Linked DNA regions of Homo sapiens: region 2 is linked to region 1. A link is a loop called in an ENCODE intact Hi-C map of the cell type or tissue named here. Cell type or tissue: heart left ventricle. All regions are shown on one strand. Links, peaks and the distances in the headings refer to the core of each region. The heading gives the core; the rest is flanking DNA.

What was found. Peaks named below come from ENCODE experiments on the same cell type or tissue, not always from the same donor. Only the 100,000 strongest peaks of a DNase experiment are listed, where the experiment ranks them.
Region 2: it touches region 1 in a loop (4-fold over the local background); 26 of 110 quality-filtered maps call a loop at or near these places.

What each region holds. Positions count from the first base shown.
Region 1 is chr1:178,272,853-178,281,494 of GRCh38, reverse strand. All of the region lies in intron 1 of RASAL2 (RAS protein activator like 2), which reads right to left. Among named protein-coding and RNA genes, the nearest start is that of RASAL2, 180 kb to the right of the region's middle. In heart left ventricle, for the core only: no CTCF peak of the experiment used is centred there; no DNase peak of the experiment used is centred there.
Region 2 is chr1:178,097,471-178,106,112 of GRCh38, reverse strand. All of the region lies in intron 1 of RASAL2 (RAS protein activator like 2), which reads right to left. Among named protein-coding and RNA genes, the nearest start is that of RASAL2, 7.7 kb to the right of the region's middle. In heart left ventricle, for the core only: no CTCF peak of the experiment used is centred there; no DNase peak of the experiment used is centred there; H3K4me3 peaks cover 1,278 bases; H3K27ac peaks cover 3,894 bases.

The DNA.
Region 1 (8,642 bases), core at 519-8,518:
TGTATCAACACTGAATTTAAGAAAATCTAAATTCTCTTTTCTGTGAGATCCTAATAAATTCTCTTAAAGCCTCACTGTCTAATATTCTCCCTTTGTCCAACCTAATCCTTTTCCTAATTTCTTCATGGTATTGTGAAAACAAGACAATGTCTCAAAAAAACATTCTGGAACCCCGAACCATCCCCCTCTAGTGCTAAAGATAAGAAGAAATAGAGAACAATGAAATAGAGAGCAATGCTTCTATATTAAAAAAAAATTATGTCTGTCTAAACAGAGGGATTTATTAGCCATCCTATAGATTTTACAGCTTCTTTTTCTAATGCCCATTTTTGGTCATTTTATGAGAATGTATACCAAGGGGGGAAAAAAAACAAGAAAAAAAGTGATAGTTTCTGTTCTTTTTAGCACTTCTCTATTATCTAAAAGGCATTTTAAGTAATAAAATTATGTTTTTTAAAATAACCTATATTTAACTTATATAGGTTATGTTATATCATGTTCTCATTTCCAGGGCTAAATGAAGGTTTAAAAGCAAGTAAGCAAGGCCTGTATACTGAGACTATACACGTTACCAGGACAAGCTCAGATTTTTGTCCCATTTCACCTTGCCAATCCTATCTTATTTTTTGCTCTAGTGACTTACTTTTAATTTCTGACTTCCAATTATTTTTAGTATCTAAAATTCACTAGAGAAAAGAATAACTAACTTAGAATCACACAGAAGAATCTTAATAGCAAAACTGAAAACAATTTTGGATTTGCTCTGTCCATTCCTAGGAGGATACTAAGGACAATGAATGCTGGCCTCATTACAAAAATTAAATTTTAGAAACATTAAAAAGAATCAGAGGTAAGTCAATGGATCTCTTTGTAAATACTTCTTTAAAACTGTATTATTCTGTAGACCAGCAATTCTCCACTTTCTTGACTGCAGGACTCCTTTAGGCTTTAAAATTACTGAGGACTTCAGTATATGGGTTATATCAATATGGGTTTATATGGGTTATATCAATATTTACCATGTTAGAAATTAAAACTGAGAAATTTAAAAAATATGAATTCATTTAACAATAACACTCCTACTGCATGTTAACATAGGTAACACATTTTTAATGAAATGTAACTGTTTTCAAAAAAAATTAAAAGAGCGACTCTTTTATATTTTTGCAAATCTCTTTAAAGTCTGGCTGAATAGAAGACAGCAAGGTTTTTATATCTGTTTCTACATTCAATCTATTGCTTTGTGTTCTTCTGGTTGATATACACAAAGAAAATCTGGACTCACAAATATGTAGTTGGAAAAGGAAAGAGTGGTTTAATAATATTTTCAAATAACTATGAATATTCTTCGTTAATACTATACCAAACCTGACAAGCAGTTGCTTTTCAAAAGTTAGTATACAATGTGTAATCTGAAACCAAATCAATGAACTTTTCGTATTCTGTTACATCAAAAACCACTGGTCCACCTTGTCCTTTGAGTGCATCTTTCACCCCATGTATGTGAGTTTATAAACATCATGCACCGATCAGTTAAAAAATATTGGTTCATTCAGATTTGCAGATATTCCAAATATTGACACCTTTCATTATATAATATCAAAAAAGTCACATTCATCAATCTTCAGAAAAGTTTTGATCTCATCAGAAAAGACTTCAAGTACTACTGGGAAGCTGCCAAGCTCAAAGTTGCAGATGCAAATTTTCTAACATTCTAATTTTTGCTTTTAGTCTTAAATTTTATCATTAGCAATAAATACTCTTGGTTGTTTCCCTGAAGTGATAAGTTTATGTCTTCCTTTTTTCAGAAAATGTCTGCCATATAACCAAGACTGAATAACCATAATTAGTCTTATAGTTCTACTATAAAAAATAGTTTTAAACTATCAGATCGGGGGGGTCCTGGAGATCTAGCATTCCACAGACCACATGCTAAAAACCACTGCTTAGAAAACAGAAAGTCAATGAGGTATTCTAAGAAAATATGGCAATACTAGTTTGTAACAAGATGAAGAAAGTGGGGGAAAGACCAGAGGTCTTAACAATGTATGGGAGACTGATGTAATGGCCTGGTTTAGGGATGGTCAGGGTCTGAAACAGATCAGTTATAGTGAAAATGGTAACAAACAGACCATGTGAGCCAGATTTTGAAATAGGAATCAACAGGACAGGTAACTTTCTAGTTGTTTGTGGTGGATGAATAACACAAAAGAGATGAGAGAATAAAAGAGTCACTAATAAAAATACAAATTGATAAAAGTTAATAAAGCAGGTTATGTAACTATAATATATAACAGGAAGTCCAATATAGATGGTTTTCAAAAAAGGAAGAAAGATAACCTAAAAGGGAAGCTTATTTGAAGTATTCAATGCAATCTATTATTTCCAAATAATTTCAAAACAGCATTCAAAATACTAAGTCATTTGGCCTGCCACTAAGTCTAAAAAGCAAACTTTGGGCTCCTTCAAATGCTAATATAAATTCAGTAACTGCAAATGCTAATATAAATTTAGAAACTACTTGGCAAGGAAACAACAACAATAACAATAGATCTCTCATGTGTTAACCCTTCCTTGTAATGGGAGAAAGGAGCATCATAGCATGATATATTACTTGACAAAAATGACAAACTGAATGATATGATAGAGCTGGAAATTTCAGTATAGGAACACACACACAGACACACTCCAACTTTTTTCTTAGAGGATAAGCAACTTATCTCTTCCATACTTAGGAAAAGTGCCTCAAAAATTTTATAGCAGGAGAGTAATTAAAGGGATCTGATAGAAAGCAGAAATAGGGATAAGGGAGAAAGGACAATAAGTCTATGGCCAAAATATGAAGAATGGGTAAGAAAAAATTGCTGTGAGAAATTTTATTTTTGTATCTTACGGCTCCTTAGAAGTTCATCTGAGTTGCTTTTGAATCACATCATTTACTAGTCTCATGTTTTTAAAAATTCTGACATGATATGTTAAATGCAATTGGTAAAATCATGAACCTATTGAGAGGAGAAAGAAGAAACTGGTCAGGCAGGCAGCTAGGGTGGGGCCTCAGTTGAATCCTTTCAAACAAAAGCCTGATTTTTCAGGCTATAGGCACAAATAAGGGAACTTAGACAAGGAAGCTTGCCTAAGACATGCTCACAGCCACACAGATAAGACAGGTTACAGAGATGACTTGCCCAGACATGGCCACAATGGAAAATTCCATCCCCTAACACATGTGCAGTAAGGGGAACAAAGCATTATGGAGTAACTCAAGCTAAGGGCCCACATGTACACTAGCAGGACGGGGTGGAGGTACCAGAAATTCACACCTTATGTAAATGAGACGCCCAGCCCTCATCAGTTTCGTATAAAAGCCTTTGCATTGAACTGTAAAAATGGCAACCCTCTTCTGGGCCCCCTCTCTGCGGCAGACAGCTTTCATTCTTTTGCTTATTAAACTTTTGCTCCAACCTCACCCTTTGTGACCATGCTCCTTAATTCTCTTGGTCATGAGACAAACAACTCTGGGTGATGTCTCACAATAACAGACACTACACTGTGTTGCATTGGTGAGACTGTAACACTATTAATATTTACTGCCTTCCAGAGAAAGCTTTATAAAGGGATTCTACAGAGAGAATCTTCCCAGTTAATACAAACTCTAATGTTTCATTCAGTCTCAGGGGCCTTTCATCTATCTTAGTGCCAACCTAAAAAAAGAAATAACAACAGCATAGTTTTGGGAAATCTATCTGAATAGGGAAGGTCTTAATACACTAAAAGAGAAACATATTCCCAACAGATAATTGGTGTAAACTGCAGAAGTCTGAACTGTTGTGGAAGGATAGATCTGTATTTTCCTGTATCTATACATACATTTTCATTTCCACACCACAGCTAACCTGGCTTAGAAATGGCAAATTCTTCGCAACTCTGAAATTTCAATGACCAGATTTGTTTTGGCTTTGAACCCAAAGTCAAAAAGTATTACTTCATAAAAGCTAAGAATTAAAGTGATCACTTTATTACAGAAGCAAAAACATCTGGCCAGGAACGGTGGCTCACGCCTATAATCCCAGCACTTTGGGAGGCCAAGGTGGGTGGATCACTTGAACTCAGAAGTTTGAGGCTAGCCTGGTCAACACAGTGAGACCTCATCTCTACAAAAAATACAAAAATCAGCCAGGCATGGTGGTGCGTGCCTGTAGTCCCAGCTACTTGGGAAGCTGAGGTGGGAGGATTGCATTTTTTCTTTTCATCAACATGTTCACAACAGTTTTAACAGGCATTCATGTTTAATATCATATTAATAGGCCAATTAACAAGTTTTTGGTTTTTTTTTTTTTTTTTTTTTTTGAGAGGGAATCTCACTCTGTCGCCCAGGCTGGAGTGCAGTGGCGCGATCTCAGCTCACGGCAAGCTCTGCCTCGCAGGTTCACGCCATTCTCCTGCCTCAGCCTCCCGAGTAGCTGAGACTACAGGCGACCGCCACCACACCTGGCTAATTTTTTCTATTTTTAGTAGAGATGGGGTTTTACCGTGTTAGCCAGGATGATCTAAATCTCCTGACCTTGTGATCCGCCAGCCTCGGCCTCCCAAAGTGCTGGGATTACAGGCATGAGCCACTGTGCCCGGCCAACAAGCTATTTTTTAAAAGGCAGTTCTTTATTTTTTTAATAAACAATAAAATCCTTGCCCCTGACATGCAGATTTAAAAATATGGCATACACATGGCTATCTTCTATAGACAATTTCTGATATAATAGAAGAAATAATGTTAGAGTTGTTACGTGGAGATGATTCTTAACAATGTCAATAACTGTAACAGGCTGGGCACAGTGGCTCATGCCTGTAACCCCAGCAGTTTGGGAGGCTAAGGCAGGAGGATCACTTGAGCCCAGGAAGTCAAGGCTGCAGTGGGCCATGATCACACCACTGTACTCTGCCTGGGCAACAGAATAACACCTTGTCTCAAAAAAAAAAACAAAAAAATTGTAATGTGGTTGAGGAGTAGTCCACAATATACTGCAGATTTATGCTCAAATTATTTTATAAATGTATTAATGTTGTCTGCTTAAGACCTAGTGTAGTTCCCATCAACTAAGTCACTCTCTTTCATTCTTAAAGTACAAAAGGAAAGGAAAATCCAGTCAGGTCACTTAAAGTAAAGTTTAATTTTACTTATTTTATCCCTTCATTACCTTCCCACCCTCTATATTCTGTCAAAATGTCAGAAAATAACATTTCCAGAACAACAAACAAAAATTTTCTTAGACTGATAACCACCCAACACACAGTACCTGTGAACTTTGCTTTGTCCTGACACACAATGAACATTTGGGCTGGCAAATTATATTATAGTTCATACAAATAAATGGCCTCAGTGGATTTAAATATGGCCACCCTCGTACCTTGATGAGTAATATGGATACTAAGTAATCATTCAATATGTTTAAGATATAGTCATTAGGTCAGAAATGGTTGCCTTCATGGAAATACAAGTCTTAATCCTTACATTACCATAAATTTACTATGAGACCACAACTATTTGCCGAAATAAATTTATATTGTGTCTTTTAACCTTAGCTAACCACTTTAGTTTCCTTGTCAACTACAAAGGCTTAATTTCCGACCTACTTGATCACTGGTGTCTAGTTAGTAAATCCACTATGCTCATTATCACCCTTGTTAAGAGAAGGAGAGAGCAGGAAAGAGATAACATGTGATACTTCTCTCTGGTGAGTAATTTCCTTTAGTCTAACATTTGCAGAGTTCTGCTGCTGCTTCCCTCTCAGTCTCAGCTGCATCACAGTTCAGCATGAATGTTCTAACTCTGCTCTATCACAGGTCAGAGTGAGTTATCTGGTAAAAAAGTAATAAATTCCTTGAAGGCATGACTTATTTATGGCAGACAACTTGATATTTGATAAAGGTAACACTTCTCTATAGAAGAGCTCATTTTAGTTTGGTGCCATTACTTATTTTAAGAAGATGGTAAGGATGGGGAACAATTCCTATGATAGTTCTACCTTGCTTCTCCCTTCCACATCACTACAACAGTTTGCACTGTCCTGATCACATGTGCCGTGAAATGCAAACAAAGCAGATCATATAGTTTTCTTCCACTTCTTAAATATGCACTTGAAGAAATAAGTCCTGCTGGGATATCAGGGCATGCCTCTATAGTCCCAGCTACTTGGGAGCTGAGATCACTTGAGCTCAGAAGATCAAAGCTGTAGGGTGCATGACTGTGCTCTCAATAGCCACTGCATTCAAACCGGGGCAACACAGCACAACCCAGTCTCTTAAAAGAGGTAAGTCCCTTAATTTCCACATTAAGCCAAGTCTGCTTAAGCAACTATGTGGCCTAGTTAACTGAATGGAGTCTTATGAATGGTGCCAGCAGTAAGATGAGAAATGGCAGTCCATCACAGCCTGTTCTTCAATCCCAATAGATCAGTCATAATCTACAGTTCATACTAAACCTCTTAAACAGAAAAATATAAAATATTCAAAATAAAATAGGTCACTTATATACTAATCCTTTGAAGGAAATAAAAGCCTATCTACAATTTTTTCTTAAATAAATATTGTGCTAATTTAAGAAAAGTGTAGCCAAGCACGGTGGCTCATGCCTGTAATCCTAGCACTTTGGGAGGCAGCAGCAGGAGGATCCTTTGAGCTCCAGAGTTCAAGACCAGCCTGGGCAACAAAGTGGGACCCCTGGCTCTACAAAAAGAGTACAAAAATCAGCCAGGTGTGGTGGCTTGCACCTTTAGTCCCAACTACTCAGGAGGCTGTGGCAGGAGGATTGCTTGAGCCTGGGAGGTCGATGCTGTGGTGAGCTGTGATTTGTGTTACTGTATTCCAGCCTGGGTGACAGAGCAAGACCCTGTCTCAAAAAGAAAAGAAAGAGAAAAGCATAAGAAAAACTAGCATGGCACTTAAAATATGACCATAGTATTATATTACTAAGCGATAAAAACTCAAGATCATTTTCATGTCTCGTTTCTGTTACCGACAGAAAAATGAACTACACTAAGACTTAATCTCAAACAGCATTTAATGCACATTCCTTTTGTTATATTTAGTATCTCTCCCTATATTAATATATTCTCATGCTTGCCTCTTTTTGAATTGGATCGCATCACTTTCCTTTAGGGGCAGCTGGTGTGGGAAAAGAATTAGAGCTTTTCAAGGAATGTGATTCTTTGTGGAGAGGGTGAAAAAGAGTGAACTCAGACACTAATTTCACTATTGAGAAATTAGTGTCTGACTTTTTAGCAACTGGTTACACAACCAATGCTGTGATATCACCTCTCTACCTAAGAAAGCAGAAGAAGGCAGGCTACATTAGAAATAAAAGTTGTCAAGAGTATGGCAGCACTAAAAATCTTTAATAGCTCTACCTCTATTTATAGCATCAAGTGCAATAGAATCCAGAGCTACATATGCATCTTTTCTGAATTGAGACCCATTTGAATCACAAATCGCTGAGCTTACAGTGAAAACTATCAAGGTGATAATATAAGCATCTCTAAAGAATGTTATCCGTCACTCACTAGGAATTAGATAACCCAATTCGATGAGCACAACTTAGCTGACTCATATCAGCAGTGAAAAACCTTTCTTTTTATGAAAAACCACTGACCTCAAGTGAGTGGTAGGAAACAAACACCTACAATACAAGGCTATAAAGCAGTAAGAAGCAGCATTTAGTTTTTCTCTTTAATACGGCCAACACAAATAGAAAAACATCCCTCTTATCGAAATCTAATCCATTCCTGAAAATGCATTGGATGGCAAATTTTCATGTAACAGGAGCCTATATTCCATGATTTTTTAAATGGAAAAAGAAAATTTAGTTCAAACCCATCTAAAACTCCAAATTAATTTCCCCAAATATTAAGTATTCTTAAACCCCTATACGTAATCCATCAGAAAGTTCTAAATTAAAAATGCCAATACAAAATTGTTTAACATTTGGTGAACCTGTTAGTGGGTATGTTTATACATAGTATATACATCAGACACAAGTTACATTCCCTTCGACACTACAAACCTGTACTGTAAGGTAAATAAACAATAATTTGTTAAAGATATATAATGAATGCAAATAAGGCAATAAAATTAAACAAATTACAAGGCTTTCTAAAACTAACACCATTATCATAATTTTCTTTATAAAAGTCATACACACAGTACAAGAGGACATATCCACGGCCAAGTTTATGGTTTTTGCCTCATTAGCCTTTATCACATATCTTTTCTTCAAAGTAAGAATTTTTCTAATTTCCTAGGCAAACCTACTTTTTGCAGCCTTTTCCATTATCTTAGAAGATATTAAGATTGCATAAAACCCTTAACATAATCATGAAATACAATCCTATTGGGAACATAGCTGATACAGGACAATAAGTCTATATTCTCCAACCACATTTGTGTGGCACTTATGTTTTTGGCCACAATACACGTGCAGGGTTCTTTTAGTAATATTTTAATCTGGATAGTCAATTTAAGGTTAAAAAAATTCCAAGTCGTTACAGCAAATATTTGGATTTTTTTTTTTTTTAAGGTGGAATCTCATTCTGTCACCCAGGCTGCAGTGCAATGGTGCGATCTCAGCTCACTCACTGCAACCTCTGCCTCCT
Region 2 (8,642 bases), core at 248-8,247, 180 kb after region 1:
CCCTCAGAGCAACAGAGTTATAGATTAACTCCTAACAATAATGTTGTCATCTACAGCGATTTCATGTTTCCATGAACTAAATTAGTAAAATGCTTTAAAACTACAATTGATTTTTACTGAGTTCAAAAAGAAAACGTGGCTGGGTACAGCAGCTCATGCCTATAATCACAGCACTTTGGAAGGCTGGGGCAAGAGGATTGCTTGAGCTTAGAAGTTCAAAACCAGCCTGGGCAACACAGTGAGACCTCGTCTCTACAAAAAGTAAACAAAAAACTAGCTGGGCGCAGTGGTGCACACCTGAAGTAGCACCTACTTGGTGGGAGGATCCCTTGAGCCTGGGAGGTCCAGGCTACAGTGAGCCAAGATAGAGCCACAGCACTCCAGCCTGAGTGACAGAACAAGACTCCGTCTCAAAAAAAAAAAAAAGAACCCCAAAAAACAAAAAGAGAATGTGTCTAGTAATTTCATACACTTCAAAAACTGACAAAAATACTGCCATACTTTCCCACTGTATCATATCCTTCATATGTCTTCATTATTTAGTACTTATTTATGGAGCAAGATATTTGCATATTCTATCCTGCCCGAATTAAACAAATTTTCCTACAAACCTCCAGAGTATTAACTGGATAAGGGATTATTTTTTCATTTCACTTTCAAACTACTTTAAGTCATTGTTAAAAGTTAAAAACAGTTTGTTCTTTTTCTAAGTTTGCTCCTTTCTGGCCTAGCAAGACAAGCTTATGCTTATGTATTACATGCTAAACAGCTAAATGGTAAAAGAAAATTTGGTTAACTTTGTTAACGGTCTATATAAAATATGATTTTTTCCATAGTCTTATTCCTATTCCTGCCATTATTTTTTCTGAAGAAAAGATTTTAAATTACTTTAATCATTAATATTAGTTCTTGTTGCCATTACTTGGATTTGGCTTTGTTTAACATTATGAAAAACTTTCCTCAGAACATACCTAAATTAATCCCATGCTATAAAACTGGGTCATTAACACAGTATTATATAAGACATACAACTCAATCACTCATCCAGGTAAAACTAAATGAAACTATATTCAAATCATGTTCAAAATAACTTTCATGAATGTCAACTCCTTCTAGCTGAGATAAAAGTTACCAACTGTGTGCTTCTTAGAATACCTAAAACATATGTCTGCATCAAGTTATTTCAGTTGGAGGGTCTGACATAATACAAGTAAGGTCACGGTCATGGATTTGACCTTTAGCAGACCAATTGCTTTGAGTCTATACTCCCGCCCTTCCCTCATTCACTTGGAAATATGCCATTAATAAAAAGGAGTACCATTTAAACAACAACTAAGTTTTTGAAGGACAGTCTTAAAGGCATAAAGACTCAAGGCATTTAATATGTGCTAAGTAACGTTTAAGGTATTATATAAAATTTATGTAAAAAGATTTTAATACATTGAAAGTAGCAACACAGCAGTAGAACTTAAAATTATGAGCCATATTTCACATACTAGAGGCAGGAATTACTTTCCAGGAAGGTTTCACCAATTTCGCACTAAATCTCAGGCCTTTAAAAACATTTCATACTCTTCTAGGAATTCAGCATAAGAAAACATTCAGAAGTTTGGATCAAAGATTTGTGCACAAAGACAAATCAGTAAAGTGTTAAACTTTTTGAAAAATGTTAACATCTAAAATAGAATAATGGTTAAATAATGTTAGTCATTAAAAATTGTATTTTCATATTATAAAGTCTCAACAATAAAGCTGTGTGATACTGGCACATGAATATAAACAGACCAATAGAACAGAATAGAAAATCTTGAAATAACCCAAAATATAAATGGCAATCTTGTATAGAATAAAGAAGTCTTCTTAAATCAGTGCGAAAAAGCTGGTTTCTTCAACAAATGATGGTAGGACAACTGGAAAGCCATCTTTCAAAAAATGAAATTGGATCCATATCTCATATTTAATACCAGACTGGATTAAAGATTTGAATGTAAAAAATAAAACCAACGAAGTACTAGATAAACCAAGAGAGAATTATTTCATAACCTCAGAACAGGAAAGCCCACTCTTTTTTTTGTCCCCCAAGGGTATTTAGGTACTTAGTGTATGTAGAGGGGGAAAAAAAAAGAATGGGCTTTCCTATTCTGAGGTTACAAAATAAAGGTCCAGAGAACTCCCAGGAAAGCCCATTCTAACATAAAATACATTCTGACATAAAACCAAAAAGCCATAAAAGAAAAATCCGATACATTCAATTGTGTAAGAATCATTTCTTCATAAGGGTGGGGGGAATACCATAAGAAAAATGAAAATACTGGCAACTGTTGCAGATAAAGGGTTCTTTACTTAAATACTAAGAGTTCCTTAGTATGCTTTGCTTAATATACTAATAGTTCCTACAAATCACTAAGAAAAAGATCCAAGAACCCAATAAAAATGGGCAAAAGGTATGTACAGTTCACAGAAAAGGTTATATTTAAATGACTCTTAAAAATGAAAAGATGTTCAATCACACTTAATGTAAAAGATATTAAAAAAAATTAAATTAAGACACCATTTTTACCTTTCAGATTGTCTGATCCAAAATTTCGTGATAATTCATTATGTGTGGGGAGACAGGCACTCTCATATATTGCGGGCGAAGTACAGACAGGTAGGGCAATTTGGCAATATCTTTCAAAATTACAAATACACGTACCTTTGACCTAGCAATTCTATGTATTTTTCTTACAGATATGCTCATACACAAGCAAAATGGCTTATACTCAAGATCATTCACTGCAAAATCACTTGAACTAGCAAAACTTGGGGAATAATTAAATGAGTTATGATTAATTCAGGCATTATGCAGCCATAAAAAGAATGAGGTACCTCTTTACAAAATGAAAGGAAAATATATCTGAGATACATTAATAAGTGAGGGGCGGGGGGAAGAAAGAAGAAGCAATCTCAAAGTGCAGATAAAAATCAGTTCTAATGGGTTATCATACGTGTAAAAATAGAGAAAAATGCATATATACAGTAAAAACCTATGATATCATTTCAGATATAAAGCAATTTACCGGCTCCAGACCCCCAGAACTCATGGCCAACTTCATTTGCAGGTTTGTTCTGGTCATTTCACTAACCTCACAGAAATATAACCCTGAATTTTTTGTAAACTAGATTTCTTGGATCCCACTTATGGCAGGATTTTTACATATCTATCTATCTCTACATTTGCTTCTATGCACGTGGAATAGGTATGGAAAGATACATAACAATTTCAAGTATTTATTGATTGGGAAGAGGGACCATGCCTGCCAGATGGCAAGTTGTAGAGGCAGGGAGGAAGAGTAAGAGAGAGCTCATGGAATATCTTTTTATACTCTGAATTTTGGAACAAAGGAATATATTACCTATTTTTTAAAATAAATAACATATTTAAAAAAATGTGTTAATGTTTTCAATAACATGAGAAAATACACTTAAGAGAAAAAAAGTAGAATGTAAAATATATGCAGTTTGATACCAAATATGTATTAATACAAAAAAATCTGTACACAAAAAAGACTGGAATAAAACACAATAAAATATTAAAAGAATAATTATCTCAGCCAGGTGTGGTAGCACACTCCTGTAGTCCCAGTTATTCGGGAGGCTGAGGTGGAAGGATCCCCTGAACCCAGGCAATGGATAATATGTAAGCTATGATTGCGCCACTGCACTCCAACCTGGGCATGAGCTATGATTGCGCCACTGCACTCCAACCTTGGCAACAGAATGAGACCCCGTCTCTAAAATATAATATTTAAAAAAAAATGATAGTTATCTCTAAGAGGTAGAATTACAAATGATTTTAATTTTGGCTTTTCCTAAAATTCTAATTCTTTATGTTAAGCACAAATTATATTCATAATCAGAAAAAGGGTATTAATTTTTAATGACAGGAATCAGAGGTTAGAAATTCAAGTGGAAGGTACAAAGTTATTAGGTATTATTCAGGGTTCTAAGCATCATATATGAAATTCAAATTTCCTTCAGACATCACTTCCAATCACAGCACCAAAAAAAGTATGCATAATAAGCTTAGGAAAAATATGAAAAAAAAAATCTCATCTGTCCTCTGGTCTATCTCTTAAGGATTACTATGAAATTATTTTCATCCTCCTACTTTATGGATGTTTTGTCCATTTTTGTTTTCTGTTACCTAGGTAATGGTATTTCCAGCATTTCCCTTAAAAGACTGTGAAACTAACAATCTGGTATTTCTCACTGTCGAGTTTTCCTGACCTTCAGCTTTGAGAGGCCATCTCCCTAAGGGAAGGCAGCAAGATCTAGAAGCTAAATCAGGAGGCTAAGGAATCTGAGGTTAAGAGTTCCAATCCTGACAAACTGTGGAGTCTGTCTCCAATTTTGGGAATAAGCTAAACTTCCTGAGCCAGTTTCTTCAATGAGAAAACCTAAAGGATTGCTTTGAAAAATATCAAAAACTATTGACTTTAAGGTTTCATTTTAACTTTTCAGACTACTCTTCCGAATTTTGTTATCTTATCTATGTTGAATGTTTTCCCCTCACTAAATTTTCACTCTCTCAATCAATATCTATAAGTATTACCAATCCCTTAGACTCAGGGATGGAGGTAAGGGGTACTTTTAGAAAGTCTGCTACAAGTGACACAATGTGAATGGAACTCGAGCAATGTTGAAGATAATTTATGGAGGGGTAAAAATACAATCAGGATCTAAACTGAACCCTTATGAGCAAAGCCAACAAAGACAATTAATTGATGTTACTAACACCTGGTAAGGGAAGGTAAAATTCAGACAGCTCATATCTGAACCCAGCTGTAGAGATTAGGAAAGTGATAACTTCTGTATCATAGTCTAGCAAATGAAATGTTTTTATGCCTTTAAGGGTTCAATTTTTATTTCTTTTGTTTACTGTATACTCACTAACACCACTGCACTGGGCCTCAAGACTTCTCTTTTCCCTTCTACTTGTGAACCACATTACTTCTTGATGGGCTGCCCTCTCACTATAAAATAAACTACATGAAATTTGCAAAAGGGTTTTCTACATGCTAGCCTTAAGAAGTACTTGACAGCCTTTGGGAAGAAAGGTGTTTTTACAAACATCAGACAGCAATTATCCCTCTACCAAGATAGGGTGAAGCAATTTTAGCAGTGCCCTTAGCACACTTCAAACTCCTCCTCCTGGTTAACAAGACCAAACAACTCTCTAGTTAGTTAAAAGTTTTTCCAATAGGGAGGGACAAGGGAGCAAACAGCTGAAGTTTTTCTGAATTAACTGTCATTAGTTGAATGCTTTTTTGTGGTTCACCTACTTAAAAGGTGATCAAATCACTTTGTGCTACTGAAGAAAGCAACTGCAAAGAACAATTACATAAACCCTCTATTTCAACTTACCTCATCCTTCCTTCTAATGAAACAAAGGATCCGAAACCACTACCTTGCCACCATTTCCTTAATAATCTTGGTAAAGCCTACTATGTCATGTGAATCTCTTTTCTTTTTCTTAGCAAACCACAGAAATTTCACTCACTATAGTAGGAAACACAACTGTACAACTTTTTTTTTTTTTTTTTATTTGAGACTGAGTCTCGCTCTGTTGCCCAGGCTGGAGTGCAGTGGCACGATCTCAGCTAGCTGCAACCTCTCCCTCCTGGGCTCAAGCGATTCTCGTGCCTCAGCATCCCGAGTAGCTGGGATTACAGATGTGCCACCATGCCCTGCTAATTTTTTTTTTTTTTTGTATTTATAGTAGAGACAAGGTTTCACCATGTTGGCCAGGCTGGTCTCAAACTCCTTACCTCAGGTGATCCGCCCACCTTGGCCTCCTAAAGTGCTGGAATTATGGGCATAAGCCACCGCGCCCGGCCCATTTTTAAAAATGTGTTCAGTAAATGTTATTATCTGAAAAAGATAAAGGATATCCACACAAACTATTCTTAAAGAGGGGTGTTCTAGAACTTTGTATTATTTATGTCTGAAGATTTGTACAGATCCTCAATTCCATATCTGCAATTCCTAAATCAAAAAAGCTCTGAAAAGCAAAAGACTGTATGCAACTTTTCTGGCAGTAAAGTCTGACCTGCACTGACATAAGGCTATTTATAGTCTTTATACCACTTGGTATGATTTTGTTTTTTTTTTGAGATAGTCTCACTCTGTCACCCAGGCTGCAGTGCAACGGTGGAATCACAGCTCACTGCAATCTCCCCCTCCCTGGTTCAAGCGATTCTCCTGCCTCAGCCTCCCAAGTAGCTGGGATTACAGGTGCATGCCACCACACCCGGCTAATTTCTTTGTACTTTAGTAGAAACGGGGTTTCACCATGTTGGCCAGGCTGGTCTTGAACTCCTGACCTCAAGTGATCCACCTGCCTCGGCCTCCCAAAGTGCTGGGATTACAGGCGTGAGCCACCACGCCCGGCCTATTCACTTGTTTAACTGCAGAAATATTAACATAACTGTCTAGTCCAAATGGTTTTGGAAAAGAGATTGTGGATGTATAATTCTATTCCTTAAAAATATTTTCACTGTTTGAAAATCAAATAGCAGTGAACCAACATGATAGAGGGTAGAACAATACTAAGATGTTATAAATGAAACTATCACCTACATTAATAGAGCACACAATTTAAATAAGACATACAAATTTTCTCTCAAAAGAAGAAAAAAGGGGGCTATTTAAAGTCACTTAAACAGTACATGCCTAGGCATTCTTAGAAGTTCTCTCTGATTTCAATGAAAAACTGTCTATTCTTAATGTGTTTTAATGTATTTGGAAATCATTGGAAACTAATACATCAACAAGCCTATGCCACATCCTAAGTATTGAACTCAAGCTTAAGATTCCAAAAATTTCTAAAATATGACTACTCAGGTGTAAAGATTCAATTAACAGTACCTGAGGAAATTAAGACATTTAAGGAACATGAACATGTTTGGGGATGTATTTTATACACACTCACTGATTTTCTTCTAGCCATACTAGTTGCAACATTTTAAATAAATTTAGAGACATAACCTCTAGAAACGTAACTTTTAAAAATCTCATCCTGTGTCTTAATTGGTGAGGCGTAAGCAGTATCATATAATACAACCAGATATGACTTCTGTCTCATCAGCTCATATTCACTTCTTGAATATGAACTTCTATTAATTCTTACCGAATTCCCACTGCCACATTTCTGGAATTATAAGGTACTTAATGAAGTATGATTAATTCCCTTTTTCTTCTGTTTGCTTAAATAGTACTAGCCCTTTGAAATTTTCCAGCAGGTCCCTATGTTGTTATCAATAAACAATGAGCTGTATACAAGCTTAATGGTAATAATGTTGATGCTATTCATTTTCTTAACAGAATATTTTACCTAATTCCTTCTGATAATATTAAAATTTAAAAGTACAAGATTTCTTGTTGATCCCTTTCTTGTGCTGATTATATTTCCCTTCTAACTCTCCAAGAGCATATCTGAGCACATACTTGCAGACCTGTCATACTGATGAGTGCAGAGCTCCACCGCAGGCAATCCTAGAGATTGGGATCTTAAATTTCTCCCAGAGTGTCCTACACTCCCCATCCATTCATGGTAAAGTATTTAATTTTAATGTTCTCATTGTTTACCAGAAAGCACAGACAGTGAGGCTGGCTTTGCCACTCCCGTTTCCTTTCGCTATGCTGCTGAGCTTTTTCAGCCAATTGACTTTGCTTTGAGGCTATAAATATCTGAAAAATGTTCTGCATTTGATGCTCTTGGATTCTGTATCCATATTTAGCTGTTTGTGGCATGCCTTTGTTTAAGCTACTCTACCACCCATACAGTCAGTCAGGTTGAGATCTGGATGGTCAAAGGACAAACGGATCAACATACAACAGACACTGACTTACTATGAGCAAGGTACCAATCTGGCAGACAAGTTGACAATGAAGGGGGTGGCAAGATAAGAATACAAAGATAAACAAGGCTCCCTGATATCAAAAATTTTATAGTCTTGACAAGGCATGGGCACAACTTATAATACTGGAATAAAACAAATGAAACATTTTACAACTACAAGGAAATGAAGATTAGGACAGACAGCACAAATATTTTTCTCTCAGCCACATCTCAAAAATGTGCATTAGTTTGTGTTCTAAATATAGAGCCACCTATTATAAAGCTCTGAACATATTCCAGAAAAGTTTTCCAAATCATGGCAATACACAAAACCCTGAGTATACGTATTATGACAATATATACATATGTACACAATATATATGTATTATCAACCAAGGAGCCAAACCTGTCAACAAGAAACTCAAAACAGTGCCTAGTCTTCAAATTTTGTGAGGCAAACTAATAAAATATTGTTTCTAGAAGTTCCTGTTAAGATATTCTTTGGGGGGTTACTTCTGTTGTTGTTTGTTCCCATCATGATTTCAAACAGAAGTATATTGCAGGAGATGCAAATTGCACTTAATAAAGTTCCTTATTATTATCCTACCTTTAGAACCCACATGGCTATGTAGGTTAGGTCTCAAAACTGGATGAACTAGACCTAAGCAACATCGCCATACTCATCTTCCTATCTTGTGAAAACATTCCAAATAAATAAACATCTGCCTTCAATATATCTTCTTTGAAAACTCAGTTCACT